2 separate regions of the Homo sapiens genome follow, and region 2 is linked to region 1. A link is a loop called in an ENCODE intact Hi-C map of the cell type or tissue named here. Cell type or tissue: Calu3. All regions are shown on one strand. Each heading gives the region's core, and the rest is flanking DNA. Links, peaks and the distances in the headings are about the cores only. Region 1 has its middle 82 kb from the start of TOP1. Region 2 has its middle 27 kb from the start of SNORD154.

The links. Hi-C counts contacts between places; a loop is a spot of excess contacts. Peaks named below come from ENCODE experiments on the same cell type or tissue, not always from the same donor. Only the 100,000 strongest peaks of a DNase experiment are listed, where the experiment ranks them.
Region 2: it touches region 1 in a loop (6-fold over the local background); 48 of 110 quality-filtered maps call a loop at or near these places.

The regions. Positions count from the first base shown.
Region 1 is chr20:40,945,006-40,947,914 of GRCh38, reverse strand. No RefSeq gene overlaps it. Among named protein-coding and RNA genes, the nearest start is that of TOP1, 82 kb to the left of the region's middle. In Calu3, for the core only: no CTCF peak of the experiment used is centred there; a DNase peak (open chromatin) is centred at 1,784.
Region 2 is chr20:40,740,089-40,742,997 of GRCh38, reverse strand. No RefSeq gene overlaps it. Among named protein-coding and RNA genes, the nearest start is that of SNORD154, 27 kb to the right of the region's middle. In Calu3, for the core only: a CTCF peak has its summit at 1,287 (motif pointing left); a DNase peak (open chromatin) is centred at 1,277.

The DNA of each region.
Region 1 (2,909 bases), core at 233-2,732:
AGACACCATCTTTAAAAAGAAAAAAATTATCCAGGCATGGTGGTGTGTGTCTGTAGTCCAAGCTACTTGGGAGGCTGAGGTGGGAGGATCGCTTGAGCCCAGGAGGTCAAGGCTACAGAGAGCTGTGATCATACCACTGCACTTCAGCCTGGGCAACAGAGCGAGACCCTATCTCGAAAAAAAAATGCTCATCCCCATGCTGTTCCCAGATCAATAAAGGCAGAGTCTTTGAGGGCAGAGTCTGGGACTGGTTTTTTTTTTTTTTTTTTTTGACAGAGTCTTGCTCTGTCACCAGGCTGGATGGAGTACAGTGGTGTGATCAAGGCTCACTGCAACCTCCACCTCCTGGGTTCAAGCAATTCTCCTGCCTCAGCCTCCCGGGTAGCTGGGATTACAGGCATGTGCCACCACACCCACTAATTTTTGTATTTTTAGTAGAGACGGGATTTCACCATGTTGGCCAGGATGGACTCGATCTCTTGACCTTGTGATCTGCTCGCCTTGGCCTCCCAAAGTGTTGGGATTACAGGCGTGAGCCGCCGCGCCTGGCTTGGGACTGTTTTTTAAAGCTCCTCAGGGGGGTGTCAGGTGAGTCTAATGCAGGCAGAACTGAGAATGACAGTGTTAGAAAACACACAGCCTTTTTCCTGATGCTGAATCCTAACATCCAGTGTAGTGGAATTGATGTGGACTTCAGAGCCAGGCAGACCTGAGTTCAAATCCTGATTGCTGTTAATACATATTGGCTGTGATTTTAGACAAGGTAGCTAGTCACAAGGAGTCTCCTTTTTGAACTGATGATGGCAATGATGATGATGATGATAATACTACTAATGATACTTGACTTGCAGGGTTGTTCTGAAGAGTCAGTGGGGTGCTCAGATATCCAGGAAGTGGGGTTTCCTTCATTAAATACCGTATTACAAACCTTTTCCTGCCTTGTCTGTGGTGACTTGGGCCTCACCCCACCTGGAAGCCTGTGGCTGACCTCAAGTCCAACTGCTGGCCATGTCTTTGGAAGCCATCCTCTTTGCTGATGCCCGGGATGTGCTCAGCCGTGCCCATCTTCTCCCGATGAGGATGGTATCGACATTTCAAAACAGTTTAATTATTCTGCGGCTGCCTGGCTATTAGCTGCGACAAGAGAGCTCAGGGCTATTTTTCAGCATTAATTTTCCATTTGAAATGAATTCCTTTTGGTTACACTTTTTAAATGTTTCTTTTAATTAGACGCAATTACTTCAGAAGAATTGCTTTTATTCCTCAGCCTGAGATCCCAGTGATAAAGTCGCTATCTGGCCCCACTGAACGGCCGGGACGCCTCATTTAGTTGCTGCACTAAAGTATATTGAACTAGGAAATTATACAGCGAATCAACTATTAATTCCTTTTATGATCGCTCACTCTAACATCTTGAATGAGATCTTCAGGGGGAAATTTAGTCACAATAGGGATCATTGTTCTCCACCTCTAGCCGCCGGCCCAGTGTGAGGGGGGCTGGCAGCCGGGGGCTACCGTGCTGTTGGGCCTGGCACAGATGCAGGATGGCGTGGAGGCGCCTGGCTTTCCAGGGCTTGGAGCAGAGGACAACAGGGGTGAGCAGTGCAGCTAAAGCTCTCTGTCCAGGCTGGAGGGGTGCCCCTTGGCCCCATGAAAGGGGAGGTTGCTGCGGCTCTGCAAAGGGAGAATGCAGACAACTGCTCACTTTGAGCTTTGCACATTCCGCTGACTCCTTTGGTGGCTCAGTGTCTTGGAGGGAGGCTGGGAGTCAGTAGGTGGCACTCTTCCCTCTGCGTTGGTAACTGGGTCTGGGCTGATGGGAGGCCCTGGAAGAGGCTGTGCAGCCGGAGTTGGAAGAACCCTTTCTTTCGAGGCTTTAGACCAATTCACTGTTATGAGATGGAGAAACTGAGGCACAGAGAGGCACACTGTCACACACAGACAAAGGCTGAACAGGGCTCAGTTCTGGCCAAGTCTCTGAACATGGCCCTTGGGTTTTTCTTGGGGACTTGAAGCTTCCTCTCCAATCCTGGCAAGCTGATGGCTTTTATTTGAGGTGGGTGTTGTTGGTGAAAGGTTGACCCATTCAGGGCTACTCTGCTGTCTGTGCGCCCCAGAGGGGCTGCACTCCCAGCCTGCCAGACAAGGAAAAGATGAATAGGACCACAGAACTTCCCTTGGCATTTGGAAATCACAGGACTGCAGCGGTGCCGGGGCAGGGAGCAGTGGGTTAGAGGAGCACCCCGATGCTGACCATGACCTCAGGGGAACAATAAACACTGCCAGACAGTCGCTGTAAGCTAGGCACTGGGGAGGTGGTTGGGGGGATGAAAAGGAAGAAAACATAGTCCTTGACCTCGAGGTGATATTCACTCAAAATCACAATATGACAAATGAGTGGAATTTCTCTGAGAGGAGCTGGGCTTTGAAGGATGGTTAGGAGTTTGCGGGGGAAAGGGTGTTCTGGGTAGAGGGCACTGTAAGTGCAAAGGTGTGGAGGTGTGAAAGCAGGAAGGCTGGGCGCGTGCAGGAGAGTGCAGCTGAGTGCCCCCTGGGGACTTGTGTGCCTTGCAGGGGAGTTTGGACTTTTGTCTTGAGGGCAATCCAGAGGCACAGCAGGTTTTCAGGAGGGAGGAGGCAAGGTCAGATTTGTGATTTCGACAGATCATGCTGGCTGCTCTGTGGAGGACAGATACAAGGATTTCAGAGACAGGCTGGGAGACTTGCTGGGAGGCTCTGGTCATTGTCTAGGTGAGAGGTGGACATGGGTTGAGTTAGGACGGGTGCAGCAGTGGGGATGAAAAAAAGGCAGGTACAGGATTTTTTTATTTTTATTTTTTATTTTTTTTGAGACTGAGTCTTGCCCTATTGCCCAGGTTGGAATGCAGTGACATGATCTCGGCTCACTG
Region 2 (2,909 bases), core at 86-2,585, 200 kb after region 1:
GACACCTGACAACTTTGAGATATGCCCACTTATCAGATGAGACTGTCAAGGTGAAGGCTGACTTGACCTTCCAGAGCCATGCTGTCCAATTAAGTAGCCACTATCCCCAAGCTATTCAGAACTGACTTATATTGTCAGTATATTTTAAATACTCACTGCATTTTGAAAAAAAGAAATAAAGTATCTCAACAATATTTTTATATTGATTACATGTTGAAGTAATATTTTGGATATATTGGGTTAAATAAAATTTATTATTAACATTAATTTCACCTGTTTTTACTGTAAGAAAATGTGGCCACCAGAAAATTTAAAATGACATACAGAGGTTGCATTCTATTTCTTTTGCACTGTGCCGTCCTAGAGGGCAGGCCTTGTAGCATCATCCTCAAAGACATTGTGCCTGTGTCACCAGCAAAATTTGCCCAGGAGCCCCTTATTGCGGATATTGCTAGGTCCTGGAGGCATGGGCCATCCCTTCCCCTGTTGCCCAGAATGTGAGAACTGTGTCCTCAGGGACCCTGGTCAGCTGTTTCTGAAGAGCAGTGACTGCAGATGCAACTTTGGTTACTCCTGGAAGTTTCTGCTGATCTGCTACCCCTGGCACCTAGATACAGCCCCTGTGCTGGGTCCCAAGGCTCATGGCTGCTCCCTCTAGACCCAAAGACAGGCTCCAGAGGAGCCTCTTGGGGGCATCCAGGGGCCTCTCTTCCTGTTCCTTATGGTGGCTGGGCTTGTTCCTGGCCGACCCACAGGAACCGGGCTGCCCTACCTCTCCTGCCTTGTACCTCCTCTGCCTTGATGGGCTGCCAGGTTTTAGGCAGGTGACCCTGGAAGCCGAAGCAACTTTGGGAAGCACAGAGGAGGTGACGTCTTACTGTAGCCACCTCCATCCTGAGTAAACCTAACCGCCCCCCCACCCCGCCCACCACCCACCACCACAAGGGGCACTTTTTCAGCTATGGGCAACATAAAACATCCTTAGGGCTACGGGAGAAGTGGGGACAGGGTGCTATCACTTTGTTCAGTGTCTCAGCCCAAACTCTCCCTTTAAAGATGAACTCATCCCTTTAGTTAAAGGTGCATCCTCTTTGGACCCTCCAAGGGCCCCCAGAATTCCCCACTTTCCAGGAAAAGCTCACCATTTTGGAGGTGGGTGAAGACGAGCTTCATCTGCATCCCCCTCCTTGAGTAGATATTTATGGAGCACCTATCTCCTGGCAGGCACCCTACAAGCACTGGCCACACAGTAGCAAACAAAAGCAGCTGCACCCTGGCCTCTCAGAGCTCCCTCTAGTGGGGGAGACACGTGCTGATCTAGAAATCACACCCAAGTCTCCTTACAAACACTAAGAGCTGCTTGCAAAGGATGTGAGAAACGGATCCAGTCTTGAGTGGAGGTGGTTGGGGTCAGGGAAGCCTTCCCTGAAGATGCAATATTTCAGCTGACATTGTATTTTGAAAGCTTTGGTTTTCTTCCCATACCACTCCTAGGAAAGGGTCTTGAGGATCGGATGAGGCTGGAGAACAACTACCAGGGTGGCCTGAGGCAGAATTTTCTGGAAGGAAAACTTTAATGAGAACAGAGAAAGAGATCCAGAAAATCAGCACATCTTAGCATTAAGCCTTAAGAGTAAGATCAGGCTGCAGCTGGGAAAGGAAGGGAGGGCTGAAATTCACAGTGGATTGAGGCAAGAGGTTCAAGGCCAAGGGGGGTGAATGGTGATGGGGTATGGGCCTCCCTCCCAGGTAGAGCTCCTGCTGTTGCAGTGATGGCTTAACAGATCTGTGCAGGGTTGCACATTGCGTATTTGGTGTTTTGATGGAGCCTCTGTTTTACTGGGTCTCATAAAAGCTTCCAATGATAGAGTATGCCTGATGCAGAACCCAATGCTGGAAAGAGCCCTGAACCACGAGACCTGGTTCCAACCCTGATTTTGCCCCCTACCCACTGTGTCACCTTGGGTGAGCCCTCTCCCCTCGCTGGAATACAACCTCCTCATCTATAAAATAAGGGGGCTGGACTGGGTGACCTACAAGCCCACATGCACATCTCGGGTTCAGGACTCTGGGAGTCAATGACGTGCTTGGCTGAGCCGTTCCCAGTTGTAGCCAAGATGTCGAGGTTCAAGCCTGTTATGAAGCTGCCGCTTAGATGCTGCCACTTCTGATATTAATTTCTTTTCTCCCCATGAGACATGGAGGGCTTTATGAATGACTCCAAGAATTGCCTCTGGCCTTGGGGACGGAAGCTGGCCCTGAAAGCCAGTGGAGCTGAAACCCTAGAGCACCTGTACCCCAGGCTTTTGGTGAATTGACCCAAATCATTTCTCCTATGAGCAAGCTGTGACTGAACTCTCGAGAACAGGGAGCTGGTGACAAACTTTCATTCTGATTGTCCCCAGAGCCATGCTCTGCTTCATTTGAACCTGGAGCAGAGAAAGCCCTGATTTTATTGGAAGTACAAAGTAATGGATGTAGGGTTGTTCTGTTGTGAGTTAGAATCCTGTAACCAGTGGACTAACTCTGGGTTACCTCCATGAGCCTTAGTTTCTTTATCCATAAAATGGAGACAAACAAGTCACCTATCTTCACCAAATTATAAGGAGATGAAAACGATCTTGTTATCTTATATCATATGCAAGCACCTGGTAAAATTTAAAGCTATATGAAGATTATCATTATTATAAAATAAAAAACAACATTAAAAATATCCCTTCCAGATTAAAAAAATGTATCTCTAGAGCTTAGAGATGTTAATGCTAATAAAGGTATCCTTCCTTTGCACAGTACTTTAGCTAATAAAGCAACACTCTATGTTCATTATCTCATTTTATTCTCACCAGGACTATGAGGCAGGTGTCATCACTGCTATGTTTCAGATGGGCAATAGCTCATAAAGGAGAAGT